Linked DNA regions of Mus musculus: region 2 is linked to region 1. Evidence: chromatin loops called from intact Hi-C (ENCODE). Cell type or tissue: left cerebral cortex. All regions are shown on one strand.

Region 1 (8,000 bases):
TAGTACTCAAACTCCTAGCCAGAGCAATTAGACAACAAAAAGGAGTCAAATGGATACAAATTGGAAAGGAAGAACTTAAAATTTCACTATTTGCAGATGATATGATAGTATACTGAAGTGACCCCAAAACTTCCACCAGAGAACTCTTACAGCTGATAAATAACTTTAGCAAAGTTGCTGGATATAAAATTAACTCAAACAAATCAGTAGCCTTCCTCTACTTAAAGGAAAAACATGCTTAGAAAGAAATTAGAGAAACAACACCCTTTACAATAGTCACAAACAATATAAAATACCTTGGTGTGACTCTAACTAAGCTAGAAAAAAAAATCTATATGACAAGAACTTCAAGTCTCTGAAGAAAGAAATCAAAGAAAATCTCAGAAGATGGAAATATCTCCCATGCTCATGGATTGGCAGGATTAATATAGTCAAAATGGCTATCTTGCCAAAAGCAATCTACAGATTCAATGCAATCACTATCAAAATTCCAACTCAATTCTTCACTGAGTTAGAAAGAGCAATTTCCAAATTCATCTGGAATAACAAAAAAACCAGGATAGCGAAAACACTTTTAAACAATAAAAGAATTTCTGGTGGAATCACCATCCATGACCTCAAGCTGTACTACAGAGCAATTGTGAAAAAACTGCCTGGTATTGGTATGGTGATAGGCAGGTACATCAATGGAATAGAAATGGAGATGCAGAAGTGAACTCATACACCTATAGTCACTTGATCTTTGACAACGGAGCTAAAACCATCCACTGGAAAAAAGGCTGCATTTTCAACAAATGGTGCAGGTCCACCTGGTGGTTAGCATGTAGAAGAATGCAAATCTATCCATTCTTATCTCCTTGTACAAAGCTAAAGTCCAAGTGGATCAAGGACCTCCACATAAAACCAGATACACTGAAACTAACAGAAATGAAGTGGGGGAGAGCCTCGAGGACATGGGCACAGGGGAAAAGTTCCTGAACACCAACAGCTTATGCTCTAAGATCAAGAATTGAAAAATGGGACCTCATAAAAATTGCAAAGCTTCTCTAAGGCAAAGGACACTGTCAATATAACAAAACAGCAACCAACAGATGGGAAAAGATCTTTACCAACCCTACACCCGATAGAGTCCTAATATGCAATATATACTAAGAGTGCAAGAAGTTATACTTCAGAGAACTAAATAACTATTAAAAAATGGGGTAAAGAGTTAAACAAAGAATTCTCAACTGAGGATTACTGAATGGCAGAGAAACACCTAAAGAAATTTTCAACATCCTTAGTCATCAGGGAAATGCAAATCAAAACAACCTTGAGGTTCCATTTCATACCAGTCAGAATGGCTAAGATCAAAGGTCAGGTGACAGAAGATACTAGCAAGGATGTGAAGAAAGAGGAACACTCCTCCATTGCTGGTGGAATTGTAAGTTGGTACAGCCACAGTGGAAATCAGTCTGGCAGTTATTCAGAAAACTGGACATAGTACTACCTGAGGACCTAGCAATACCACTCCTGGGCATATACCCAGAAGATGCTCCAACATGTAATAAGGACACATGCTCCACTATGTTCATAGCAGCCTTATTTATAATAACCAGAAGCTGGAAACAACCCAGATGTCCTCAACAGAGGAATTGATACAGAAAATGTGGTGCATATACACAGTGGAGTACTACTAAGCTATTAAATACAATGAATTTATGAAATTTGTAGGCAAATAGATGGAGCTAGAGAATATCATCCTGAGTGCGTTAACCCAACCACAAAAGAACACAAGTATTCACTCATTGATAGGTAGTTATTAGCCCAGAAGCTTGGAATACCCAAGATACAGTTCACAGAGCAGTTGAAGCTCAAGGAGAAGGATGATCAGTGTATGGATACTTTGGCCTTCCTTAGAAGGGTGAATCAAATATCCATGAAAGGAGTTGCTGAGATGAAGTGTGGAGCAGAGACGGAAGGAAAAGCCATGCAGAGACTGCCCCACCTGAGGAAACATTCCATATACAGTCACCAAACCCAGACACTCTTATGAATGCCAACAGATGCTTGCTGAGAGGTCTCTGATATAGCTGTCTCCTGAGAGGCCCTACCACTGTCTGACAAATACAGAGGTGGATGCTCTCAACCAACCTTTGGACTTAGCACTGGGTCCTCAATGAAGAAACTAGAGAAAGGATCCAAGGAGGTGAATGGGTTTGCAGGCCCATAGGAGGATCAAAATATGATCCAACTAGTACCCCCAGAGCTCCCAGGGACTAAACCACCAACCAAAGAGTACACATGGAGAAACCCATGGCTCCAGCCGCATATGTAGCAGATAATGGCCTTGTCAGTCATCAATGGAAGGAGAGGCCCTTGGTCCTGTGAAGGCTCGATGCACCAGTGTAGGGGATGCCAGGGCCAGGAAGCAGGAGTGGGTGGTTTGGTGAGCAGGGGTGTTGGGCAGGGATAGCAAGTTTTCAGAGGGGACATGAGGAAAGGGGATATCTTTTGAAATGTAATGGAAATATCTAATAAAAATCAGAGATCAATAGGAAATAAAGGTTTTGCTTTCACTCATTTAAAAAAAAAGGTAGAGTTCACTTGGGTCTAAGCTTGATTAGTGAAGATGAACAGTTTGAGGTTCATGGCTCATAGAGCATGCATTGGGCCTCTGCTCCATCCACCAAATGTATCTATGTCTGTCTGTCTATATGTATGGACATACATACATATGAAGGTATATGTATATGTTTCTAAGTATGCATGTGTACTTGTGAATACAATGAAGCAGGTAATTTGGCCTGAAAGAGAGAGTGAGAGGGGGGAAGAGGGGAAAGGGGAAAGGGGAAAGGGGAAAGGGGGAAGGGGGGAGGGGGAAAGGGGAAAGGGGAAGGGGGAGATAAGAGCAGCTGACTTCCTTTCTTCCTTTCTTTTCTTTTTTCTCTGGCTCAAGAAGAGCCCCTAGCCTGTCCAGCAAGGGGCCTTTGGGCTGAGAGAAAACAACCCAGGTAACTAAGCCATTTTCCTCTTAATTCCCTGATGCAACCAGCAAGAGTGAAATTACCAGATGTCACCAGCTTCTGGCCCCAGAGAAAGAGTTAAATTGCTAGCAGCCAGTAGCTTCTAGCCTCTAAATTATAAGAAAGAGTTAAAATGCCAGAAGCCAATAGCTTCTAGGCAGTAACCCAAAGCCATACCCCACCTCTCTGCCTGTCTCAATTTACCCTGTGAGTCAAGGTGTCATCACTAGCCTTGTCTCCCTGCTCATCCACCCACCCTTCTGGGATGTTCACTCAGCCCATGTGTCTCTCCAGTCTGAAGACTAACTTAGGCTTTGAGCAGATGTGCTGCAAGTCCTCCGGGACCTATCAGTTGGTATTAACACCCTTTCCCAGAGTCTGTTCACAGTCATGGTTGCTCCTTTGAGGAAACATCAAGAAGAAACTTTCATAACTGTCACAAGCAGCAACAAGATGAAGCACAGAACCTGGGCTGTGGAAATGAGGTCAGATTTGGAATTTAGGGTTGGGGGAAGCCTACTGAGTGCTGAATTTTTTTAAGGTCCTGTGGGGGGGGGAATCATTTCTCAGCTTGGTTAATGGGGCTGCAACTATGTAAATACAACTGCTTTAACATATCTTTGTAGTCTCTCTCTCTCTCTCTCTCTCTCTCTCTCTCTCTCTCTCTCTCTCTCTCTCTCATTGTGTGTGGTGTATGTACATGATTTTGTGGATATGTACATGAATGCTCCAGCACGAGGAAGCCAGAGGTAGATAGCAGGTGTTTCTCTCAGTCTGTGTCCACCTCATGTTTTTTGAGAACGGATTTCTCACTGACCCTGGGCTCACTGCCGCAGGCTGGCCAGCAAGATGACACATTTGCTGTCTCTTCCCTACAGCGCCTGCACTGCAGACCTTTATTTGACTGAGCTTTCTCTCCAGCCCAGCACCTCTTAGTAGTTTTAGATACTGTTCCCCTGAGTCACAAGCTCTGTTCTTTACAAGTCTGGCCTGGGCACTGACATAAAGAATTAAGCACATTGACACAGAGATCACAGAGGACACATTGCCACAAGCTGTTAGTGCAGACACCTAGTGATCTCATTGAACATCACCGTGAGCTGGAGACACTCCCAACCCCTTTCTGCATAGTCTCATTTTCTCATCCTCACAGCACACTAGCCCAGGAGGATGCTACTAATAGTGTTGACAACTTCAGAAGCATTAGCTTCACAGGCCATGAATGATGTATTTAATTTTCTCTTCAACATTCAGAAATTGCTATGCAGTCCTTCTGAGCACTAAGTCTCCCCATCATCACTCCAAACCTAGAGCAGTGTGTCACTGTGGAGGCTGGAATGGTGCCTGATAGCTCTGTGGCTTGGGATTAGGGGAAGGCTTAGTAGAACCTTCCTGAATTTGACAAGATCCATTTACCCCTTTCCAAGTACTCTACTTGCTGTTGAGTCTATCTTCCTCATAGTTGACCCAAAACTTCAAATTCAAAGGGCACATCCTTGAGGACAGCCCAGACACAAGGAAGACAGTGCCCTGCTTGTTGTATTAGGTTCTCTAAGATGTGTTAGTTAGAGCCATATCTCTGAGTGCTTTGTGTCTTCTTCTTATGTCAGAGCATTATCACAGACCCACTATTCTTGCACCTCTGGCTGTGTTCTTATCTTTCCCTTTCCTGAACTTTCATGGAATCCAGGACACTGTTGAGGACATTAAGGAGAGTCAGGTCACAACCAAGAGAGCAACCTTCCTACCTACTACAGGTAATCAAAGAAGTGTCTTATATTGACTACCGATTCCCTTCTTTTCTGTACACACCCAGAACTCTAACTTGTCTCTTGCAGCTGAGATTCAGCAAAGCCCCCACACCCATGAAGCACCCGGAGTGTCACGTTGGGTGGGGAACATCAAGGCTCAGTGGTCACCCCTCAGTAGACACTCTTCTGTTTATTATGATGACCTTGTCCCGAAGTCCAGCCTCTGCTTCATCAAGTTCCCACAATTTCAAGTTCTTTAAGACCGCTTCCATTTTCACTTATTTATTATGTAATTTGAACAGTTGGGTATGTGTTTCTTTACCCAGTCATAGGCAGGATTAATTGGATTCCAGGAATGCTGCATCAGGTTCTGGGAAGTCTCCCCTAAGTAAGACATCATCCCTACTCTTCAGGGATTGAGTGGTCTTACAGTGCAAAGTAATCAGCGCAGTGATACAGCGATGAAAGGATTATAATTGAGAAGGAAAGGAGACATATCAGACTGCCCTACAGAACTCAAAGAACCACTTGACAAAAGACAGATGGCTTGGGGTGGATCTGATGGCTGTGAGGGAATTACATCCCAGTCCTTTCTATGTTCCACTTCCTGGTCAGAGAGTTAAATGCATCTCTCTCTCCAGATTCCTGGAGACAAATGCTTTTCTGTTTTTTTGTAAGGCTCACTGAGGACCACTTAGTAATACAGAAGGCTCCAGGCTTTTACTCTGGGCATACAAGCCACAAAGCACAGAGGTAACTGATGCCAAGGACCTGCATTATTGCCCCTCAACCTCCCTTACATTGCTCCTATAAAAGCTATGGACATGCTTCCCTAATGCATAGTGATCACTTTGTTTTTCTGCTAAAAAATGGAGAAGCAGGTTTGCATCATAAGAGGATAGCTAAGAAGGAGAATAACCTTTCTCTTTGTACAGAGTTCTAAGTACTAATGGATGAATTATTGTACTTGGATGGATTACCATGGAGCACTCAACAGAACTACTGCTATTCCTTTAAGATTAAAGGGGAAGAAAAGAAAAGGCTGATGTTTGTTCATTGGGCATTTTGGATTTTGTAGTAATTATAGGCAGAGTTAGGAGGCAGTATTATAGTCATTACTGATTTATTTTAAAATACTCAAAATGATCTATAGATGTGGGATCACCCAAAACTGAGTCATGTCTGACTCTTCATGTGTGTATGTATGAGTCCCAGCATAGATTAATACTATTTCAGAGTTTATCTTTATCTTAAGACAAATCTTAAGTCATAAATATATCATATACATTTCTGTTCAATGATACATGGTGAATCAAAAGAAGCAGATTAAACAGAGTACATGTTTCATTTACTTGTTTCTCTTATTAGTACACTTGGAGGCAACAGCAATGAATTCTTACAAGGCAACAAGAGACAGAACATTTGAAACATAGAGGTAACATTTGTGGATGGGAAGAAAAATGGAAAAAAATTGGGACCATATTCTTTAATAATTTATAGTAATACTAATGAAAACCATAACTTGTAGAATAATGTCAGTCTAGATTTTGAATGCACTGTTTGATTAATATTTATAGTAATGTATATAGCTGATCTTCTTTATTTTTTGTCAGATGAGAAACCAAGGCTTATAAATTTTAAGTAGCTCGCCAAAGTTTTATTGCTAGAATACAAAATAGAAATAGCTTAAATTTAATTAAGTTTGATGTTATACACTGTGAAGGGACCACCATGCTTGTTGGTGATTACCAAATTTAATTTAATACAAGATCTGATTCTGTCTTTTGAAATAAAACACTTAGACGTTGAAATGGATTTTATGATGTGGACATATCAGAAATTTATAGATAAACAAAGGAAGATCATAAAATATAGGAAATGTTATCAGGGTTGGCAAACCACTGTGAATACTTCTGGAGGAGAATAGGACACTGGACTTCAAATTTTGATAGATGAGAAAGAGCAATTTAGATAAAAGAGCAATTTAGATAAAAGAAGGAGAAAGCAGCATAGAAGTCATGTATAATACGTCTGTGCGATCATAAAATTACAATAGCAATAAAAGGGGACAGCAAAATATATGTGTAACTGGGAGCACACAACTGCTAAGAAAGAAATGCTATAAGACAACCTGGGAACCTTGTATGCCAGTCTGTGATTTATTCCATTTAGGATGACATTCCACAAAGTATTTTATATGCATACATCTGTATCTCTCTCTCTCTCTCTCTCTCTCTCTCTCTCTCTCTCTCTCTCTCTCTCTCTCTCTCTCTCTGTGTGTGTGTGTGTGTGTGTGTGTGTGTGTGTGTGTGTGAGTGTGTACATATTTAGGGAGAATTTGTGATTTAAAGGTTGAAAGTAAAAATTTCAAAACTTCATAGACATAGAGTGTTACAGCCAGAGTTCACAATAAATGTTTCTCCAACCCGAATTTTTCTGTTATGTTTGGTAGAGCTCAGGTAAGAGAAAGTTGGATTGTGAACATAGGCAGTGATTCTGGGAGCTCGGGAAAAAAGCAGCTGTGAGATGATAAAGGTAAAGTCAATGGGCAGTGTTGAAAAGATAAAAGGCATCAGTTGTAAAAATTAGTAAAGACAGTTTTCAATTTGGATACATAGATAAGGGTTTATTCACACAAATACTGATATAGCATGGACAGACACAATGTAGGATGTCTGGGAAGACTAGGTAATCCACCAACTTTGAATGTTGAGTGTTTGGGCTTAGGGATGCAGAGAAATGAATTTGTGCTTCTCAGATATATTTTTGTACTAAAGATAAAATTGGAATGAAATGAAGCACATTAACAAGTTAAAACAACTCAATGATAAGTCACATAGGAAAGAGGAAGGAGGAAATTCTGAACCCTGGAACTGACATGTAATAGGGGGGAGAAGATGTGGGATGCAGACTACCTAGGAACAACTACTGAGTGCTGTGTCATGAGGCTGCAGGAGATGAGTGTCAAGGTGACAGATGACATAGCCTTCAGCGCTACTTACACAGTCAGCATTGTGATTTCAAGTTGACAGTTTTGAAACCAGTCACTGAGTGGCAGAGTTAACATCTCTCTCAAGGCAGCTGTGCTCAGTGTTTACTCCTATCCCTCATGACAGCTAGACTCAGCCTGGTTCAGATATGTGGAAGACTCATCTGTAAACACTTGCATCCAGAAAGAATTTTCTTCCTTCAATCTAACTTTATTTCCTTGTGTTGCAGCTTAAGTCACCTTGTTCTTCTGATG
Region 2 (8,000 bases), 140 kb before region 1:
TGTTCATCCTGCTTGGAATCCCAGGGCTGGAGCAGTACCACACCTGGCTTTCTATTCCTTTTTGTCTTATGTACATTGCTGCAGTCTTGGGGAACGGAGCCCTCATCCTTGTTGTCCTGAGTGAACGCACCCTCCATGAGCCCATGTATGTCTTTCTGTCCATGCTGGCTGGCACTGATATTCTCCTGTCAACCACCACTGTGCCTAAGACCTTGGCTATCTTTTGGTTCCATGCTGGGGAGATCCCCTTTGATGCCTGCATTGCTCAGATGTTTTTCATCCACGTTGCTTTTGTGGCTGAGTCGGGAATCCTTCTGGCCATGGCATTTGACCGATATGTGGCTATTTGTACTCCTCTGAGATACTCAGCCGTCTTAACACCTATGGCAATTGGAAAAATGACCCTGGCCATCTGGGGACGGAGCATTGGGACAATTTTCCCTATCATATTTCTGCTGAAGAGGCTGTCATACTGCAGGACCAATGTCATCCCACACTCATATTGTGAGCATATTGGTGTAGCCAGATTGGCTTGTGCTGACATCACTGTCAATATCTGGTATGGCTTCTCGGTGCCAATGGCTTCAGTTTTGGTAGATGTTGCACTCATTGGTATTTCTTATACGTTGATCCTCCAGGCTGTGTTTAGACTTCCTTCCCAGGATGCTAGGCACAAGGCCCTCAATACCTGTGGTTCTCACATTGGGGTCATTCTCCTCTTTTTCATACCATCATTTTTTACTTTCCTTACTCATCGCTTTGGCAAGAACATCCCCCACCATGTGCACATTCTTCTGGCAAATCTCTATGTGTTGGTTCCCCCCATGCTTAACCCTATCATCTATGGTGCTAAGACCAAGCAAATTAGGGACAGCATGACTCGCATGTTGTCTGTTGTGTGGAAGTCTTGAGAGCAGTCACAGTTCACAAAGCTGTCTTAGTTTCTCTTACAAACAGGAGAGAGAGAGAGAGAGAGAGAGAGAGAGAGAGAGAGAGAGAGAGAGAGAGAGAGAGAGAGAACTTGCCAGTGAGTTCCTTTGTTCAAGAACCATGTTGTCTGTTGCAGAAAGCAAATGAGTACTAGAATGAAATATACATGGATTCAAATCCTGGGTCTATTACATTTTGATTGTGAGCCATGGGGAGTTCATATCTTTTAGAAATTTAATCTTAACCTATAAAATAAAATCTCTTTACCTATGTTCTAAGCTTATTGTGAGGATTAATTTGAGCATATGAACCACTGGGTACAATAGGTTCTCCATAGCTGTAATTCTAACTTGAAACATGCTGAATGAAAAAGATATTTTTGATTTTATTTATGTGAGATTTCTAGCATGTCCAGAGGCCTCTCTTCTCTCTCATGCCTGCCTGTTCAGACTACACCATGACCATCATCTTATCCAGCATCATGGCTGCCGTCACCACATAGCTCCAGCAAATATGAAAATAGGTGAATATGTTGGAGTGCCTTGAAATACACCAAAGTGTTTAAATGTTAAGGAAAGGGTTTAATTGTATTTTTATGTAAGGGAATTTGATCATTTTTACATATAAAATATCCACTTCTTCATCTAGCAAGTGGGTCAGTATCTGAGCTGAATGCATGAACAGAGAATAAGTACAATTGGATCATACTGGTAATATAAAGATAAATGCTATCTAACTAAACATTCTGATTCTAAGTCCTTTAGAGTTTCCCCCTCCTCATCAATTGTCCGGCTTTAAATCTGACAAACTCAGTTATCTAGCTCTAAATCCCATTAACTATGATGATTTCCAAACTAATAATTCTAGCTTAGCCTTTTCCTTTGATATCCACATTCACATATTCAGCAACTTCTTTTTCATAACTAAATCCCATCCTTGGCAATTTCATGTATTATATATAATACATTTGATTACTTTCACCCCCATTTTTGTTTTAAGTTTAAAAATTAAAAATAAACCACATGTATGGGTGTTTTTTGCCTACATGTGTGTCTGTGCACCATGTACATGCCTCGTGCCCACAGAGGTCAAAAGAGGGTGTCAGATCCCCTAGAATTGGAGTTACAGATTGTGTGGGCTGGGAACTGAACTCAAGGCTTCTGTAAGAGTGGCTAGTATTCTTAACTGCTGAGCCATCTCTTCAGCATCTCACCCCTGATTATATCCTGCCACTTCTCACATTCCAGTCCTTTCCCCATACCCAGGGCTACTTGTGTTCATCAGTTCAGAACTACCATGGAGTATGGTGGGCTCAGAAGTGTAGATGGCTGAGATTCTAGGGAGAGGGCCATCACTGTCTTCAGTTAGAGTAAACCTTCTCTTAGCATTTCCCTTTTTGTGTCTTGCAGGCATTTCAGAATAAACATGTCTATATTAGAAAGGCTAGCTTAGGTTACACTATGTAGCAAACCATAAAATTTCAGAAGAATCAGCAAAAGAAATGCCACTGCTATTTCATTTAAAATGTTGCTTGTGGCAATAGGAGCTTTCTTTGTGTAGTGGCTGCTGTAGTTAAAATATTTCACCTTTAGTCGCATATTCTCACCTATAGTTTCATGTTCTTGAACATGCAGCCTTCTTCCTGGTGCTAATATGATAGACTAAGAGTTATAGCAGTTCTTTTTCCCCCATTTTGAGTCAGTGTCTTGCTATGTAACCCAAGTACTTGAACTCACCATGGAGGCTGGGCTGGCCTCAAATCTGCAACCTTAAGTGTTGGGATTACAGCTACTATGCCTAACTTTATGTTAACTTTAATTTAAAAAAAATTTTTTTTTCTGTGACCAAGATCCCTTAATAGTGACACTCCACTGTCCATTCGGTGCTTAGGCCTCGCACTGTACCCAAGAGGATGCTGAGCTGTAGGAAAGGCACAGTAAGAAAGGCACCTGGACCCATCGGTCTCCAAGCCACCAACAGCAGTTCACAAGCCTGGGATAGCAGGGCCCTCAGGGAAGCAGGCCCACTCGAACCTGGAAAACCAGGCCAGCCCCTCGGGTGGCTTGCTTGTTGATCTGTGACATTCTTTGGTTACAATTTCCTCTAAAACCTCACCATCTCCGTTGATGAGCCTAGTGTGTCCTGTCTTTGGGTCAGTCACGTTCGAATTACACTCTGACGAGCATCCACCACAGCCTTCTCCTTGCCTCTTCAGCTTCTTCCGTTTATTTTTCTTTTTCCTCCTCTTCTTATCTTTGTGCTTCCCTCGCTTCTTCTTGCCATCACTGGAGGATGAGGGTGAGGCGGAGCTAGAAGAACTGGAAGGAGAGGAGGAGGAGGAGGGAGAGCTGGATCTCCATGTCTTCCTAGGCCTTGTGCTTGCTTCTCTCCTCAACACTGGAGGTGCTGCTGGCCTTGTGACTTTGAGATTTGGAGGCTGAACAATTTCTCGAGGCGTTCTTACTACTCTTTTTACTTTGCTTTTCTGATCCACGCTGACCTCTGACCGACTGCGACTTCTCAAGTGCTTGGGAGAGCCAACGCGAGCCAAAGTGAGGCAGGCTAGAAACCGAAAGAAAAGCACTTAACCTGCAACTCTTCTTGAGCAGGTCCACAGAGGCGAATCCAAACTCAGCGCCGAGGAAGCCTGATTCTTAGGGCATCTAGTATCCATTCATTTGCATGAGGGAACGGAGGCAGCGAGTCTGGTTCTTCTGGTCTATGTTAACTTTTAATAGTTCAAATGTTTTCTTAGTTGAGCAGATTGTTTCATTGGCAAGATATGTTTATCAGGAAACCTCTCATGGCTTGATTCTATTGTATGCCAATCAGCACCCTGCCAATGTCTTCTATAGACATAATTCTTAACTTTTCTCTATTCTCCCCTTGATAGCCTCGGTGTTTACCTCTGTAACTTACTGGGAGATAATTTAGAGTAATAATGACTTATTGAGACCTTTGCCTCATATGAAGTATTTATTGGGCACCACACTCTTAACACAAACTTCTCCCTAAGGTATTTATTTAACTAAGACGTTTGGTTGGGATAGTTTTGCTTGAAGCTTCAGGAAAAAATAAACCAATTAATTGTGAATGGGAAAGGTACAACTGGCCTTTGCCATTGGAGATGAATCAGTACGACAAGCCAAGATCTGTGTGAAGAGTCAGATTCTCCTAGGGCTTGTGGAGTTATTTCCAGAAAGACACACAGCCTTGTCCATGCCCCTGTTTTAGCTTCAAGAAATGTGTTTCAGATTTCTGACCTGCAGAGCTGGAAGAACGTAAAGACATATTGTTCCAAGCCACTGTCTTGAATCCACCTTGTTTCCTTTTGAGAAAGTGACCAATTCTTTTTATATGTTTTCTGCCCAGTTCTTCTTATTTAGCTACTTCAGAAATGTAGCCAACACACATTGTCAACCTTTTCTTTCCCAACATATCTTCTGCTAGTTCTGTGAGTCCAGGAGACAGGTGGTCTGATCTCAAAGGACACCCCTGAACCAACTGTCTCCCTACTGCCATTAAGCTCTCTTCAGTTTCTGTCATAACTTGGCAACTATTAAAATTTCACACCCATCGATTGATTATTCATTCACTTACTTCTAGCCATGAACAGGGTGAGAAATTACATTGCACACAATCCTGATAACCTCCAGCCATGTAGGATAAAAGTTCCTGAGAAGTTATAAGAGACTTTGTAATCTAGCCTCTAGATGGGGCCACATGACTGGCTATCATCAAGAAGTACAGGTGGAGGAAATTAATATGTGTCTCTTTCACCTTTATGGGGTATCCTGCAGATTCTCTGTGATATCTGGAGGAAGACAGGAGTACTTAACGTGAAAGGGTTTTAGAACTCCATTAGAGGCTCTCAAACTCATCTATTCTTGTATAAGGGCTGACTACTTATGGCTGTGTTATAGTTTTTTGGAGTGCCAAGAAGTGTTATTTCACTAACAGGAATTTCCAAGGACAGGGTAGCTGTATTGTGAGCACCTTAACACTGCCCACAGACATAACTGTTATTGTGTGCTTCACCAAGTGCACTGCTGGGCTAGTCAGAATGGTTTCAGTATTCATCTTTTACTCCCTAGCACTTATGTTTTAGAGGCTGAAATTGCAGATCATGGATGTTGCACCTATCTCACTGGGAGAGAATGCAGCTTTACCCTATGGATACCTGAACATGGCTCTCAAATTCACCCATCCTCATTTACAGTCCAGTTTCCTGTGGCTGTGCTCCAGTTTTAATTTCCTTGTGTCATTTTGTACTAAACCATGTAGTTCTGATTTCCTCATTCTTCGTATCATTTTTCCACATCCAGAGCCTGTTTTACAGGCAGCTTATTGTTAAGCCTGGATTCACCTATGCATGTCTTTGAAGGATGCTCTTGTTCACAGAGGTGTGTGTGTGTGTGTGTGTGTGTGTGTGTGTGTGTGTGTGTATGTTCAGATAAGTTTCTATATAGTTCAGGCTATCCTCAAACATATGATTTTCCTTCCTCTGCATCCCAGGTGTTGGGATTTCAAGTCTGTGCCAGTCCAGTCACTTACATTATTTTTTACCTACTGGGAAATACACCACCTTTAATTTCTTTGGCTACTTTGAACCATCCATAGTGAATTTGTTGGGCAGATTCAGGAATAGGCACTCTATGCAAGACACCCTGTTTAGTTTGTAGTTTCATTAGAGCTAAAAATATTCAAAAATTATTTCTTTTTTTATTAGATATTTTCTTTATTTACATTTCAAATGCTATCCCGAAAGTTCCCTATACCCTCCCCCCACCCTGCTCCCCCACTCTCCCACTCCCACTTCTTGGCCCTGGCATTCCCCTGTACTGGGGCATATAAAGTTTGCAATTCCAAGGGGCCTCTCTTCTCAGTGATGGCTGACTAGGCCATCTTCTGCTACATATGCAGCTAGAGACCCAAGCTCTGGGGGTACTGGTTAGTTCATATTGTTGTTCCACCTATAGGGTTGCAGACCCCTTCAGCTCCTTGGGTCCTTTCTCTAGCTTCTCCATTGCGGGCCCTGTGTTCTATCTTATAGATGACTGTGAGCATCCACTTCTGTATTTGCCAGGCACTGGCATAGCCTCATATGAGACAGCTATACCAGGGTCCCTTCAGTAAAATCTTGCTGGCATATGCAATAGTGTCTGGGTTTGTTGGCTGATTATGGGATGGATCCCTGGGTGGGGTAGTCTCTGGATAGTCCATCCTTTCATCTTAGCTCCAAACTTTGTCTCTGTAAATCCTTCCATGGGTATTTTGTTCCCTATTCTAAGGAGGGATGAAGTATCCACACATTGGTGTTCCCTCTTCTTGATTTTCTTGTGTTTTGCAAATTGTATCTTGGATATTCTAAGTTTCTGGGCTAATATCCACTTATCAGTGAGTGCATATCTAATGACTTCTTTTGTGATTGGGTTACCTCACTAAGGAAGATATCCTCCAGATACATCCATTTGTCTAAGAATTTCATAAATTCATTGTTTCAAAAATTATTTCAGTGCTATAAAAGGGCATATGGAATGATTTTTAGCATGCTTTGAATTTTATTGCAAATAAATTACTATTCTATGGAATTCATATTTAGACATAGCCTTTTCTATTTCCTCTTTCTCCCTCCTCATCTCCATCCCTACCCTTAATTCTCATTTTGCTCTGGTGTTAAGGATCCTATCTAGGGCTCCAGGCATACTAGGCACACTTAACACCGAGCTAACCCTCATCTGTCTCTTGGTTTTCTGAACATTGTAGTCACATAGAGAAATATCAACTCTGTCCTTGTGCAGATGAGGAAAGAAATTTGAGAGGTTGGTAAATTGAAAATAACATAATTCCTTCTTGGCCTTGGGATTTTTGTTGTCAAGTAGAACAAGTTCTTCAAGCAGAATTAGAATTTATTTGTTTATAGGACAGAAAGGCTTAGAAACTAGATATTTGGCATGCATGAAGGATATCAAGTCTTCATTCTGATTCAGATAATCATATAACATTTCCATGTTGTTTTAGCAGAAGGGGAACATGACCAATATATGTTGTGTGACTTAGAAAGTCTTCTTCTATTCAGATGGCATGTATGTGCAGATTTCTTTCTAGGGTGTGGAAATATAGATGTATCCTGATAGGATGGAATATGTAAGTGATGAATCCTTTCTTCTATCCTCTCTCACTCCTTACTGTTTTATATTATATTAAATTATATTATGTTACTTATATTACATATGATATATTCTTACAAATAAACTCTGCTTCATATGAAAAATGGTATCCTGATTTTGTGCATCCAGTTGATTGACAGCATCACTTCTTACCATTAAGGGAACTCCTCACCTAAGTTGTAAATTGGGGTGCATCATATACAACATCAAACACTTAGGGTGTATGGAGAGCTCTTAGTGTTGCTTCAAGGATATCAGCAAGAATATTTGACATTGGTCTAGGACAAGAAAGTAGGCTCAAGATAAATACAGCTGAGGAATGTGTTCCTTGTATCTTGATCATCTTGATAAGGCCATGGATACAGTGATCACAGGACTTTTGTTTATGCCTTGTTTGTTCTTGACCAAGAACTGACCCTATTTGTTGCATATACTTAGAATGGTATTTAAACAGCTGGGGAAAAAATAAACTTACTTCAGCACTCGCTGGAGTCATATTACAGTATTGTCTAATTGCCTTTTCTTTCTTTAATCCTCACTCCCCACCTCTACCTCCCTTGAGTCCCTGTTGACTGACTGAGTGAGCTTGGTCAAGGGAGTAAAGTATAAGAAATAGGACACCTAGGGCATTGCCATTGCCATTTGGTAAGGCTCAGGAGCAAGGGAGTAAAAAAGACAAGTGCAAATGGAAGATGCTTTCCTATTCCCCTCTCTGCTCCCCCCAGCTTCTTCACAGCAGAGTCAACTTCATGAACTGTCTCAACTTTTGGTTAGATCTAAACAGTTTTCCACATGCCCTGGGAAATATCCCATTTTTGGGGTAAATGAAATATTTGTCAGTATTAAGGTAAATATTTTCTGCTGTTTTCTAGTTGCAATCAGTATCTGGTTATGAATGTT

What was found. A loop is a pair of places that touch in the nucleus more often than their neighbours do. Peaks named below come from ENCODE experiments on the same cell type or tissue, not always from the same donor. Only the 100,000 strongest peaks of a DNase experiment are listed, where the experiment ranks them.
Region 2: it touches region 1 in a loop (2.0-fold over the local background); 6 of 42 quality-filtered maps call a loop at or near these places.

Annotation. Positions count from the first base shown.
Region 1 is chr7:105,181,410-105,189,409 of GRCm38, reverse strand. No RefSeq gene overlaps it. Among named protein-coding and RNA genes, the nearest start is that of Olfr685, 4.1 kb to the right of the region's middle. In left cerebral cortex, no CTCF peak of the experiment used is centred here; a DNase peak (open chromatin) is centred at 3,299.
Region 2 is chr7:105,322,154-105,330,153 of GRCm38, reverse strand. Olfr690 (olfactory receptor 690) reads left to right here. Exons shown (of 1, transcript NM_020290.2): 1 at 1-937. The coding sequence ends at 911. It also overlaps the pseudogene Gm45331. Among named protein-coding and RNA genes, the nearest start is that of Olfr690, 4.1 kb to the left of the region's middle. In left cerebral cortex, a CTCF peak has its summit at 4,640; no DNase peak of the experiment used is centred here.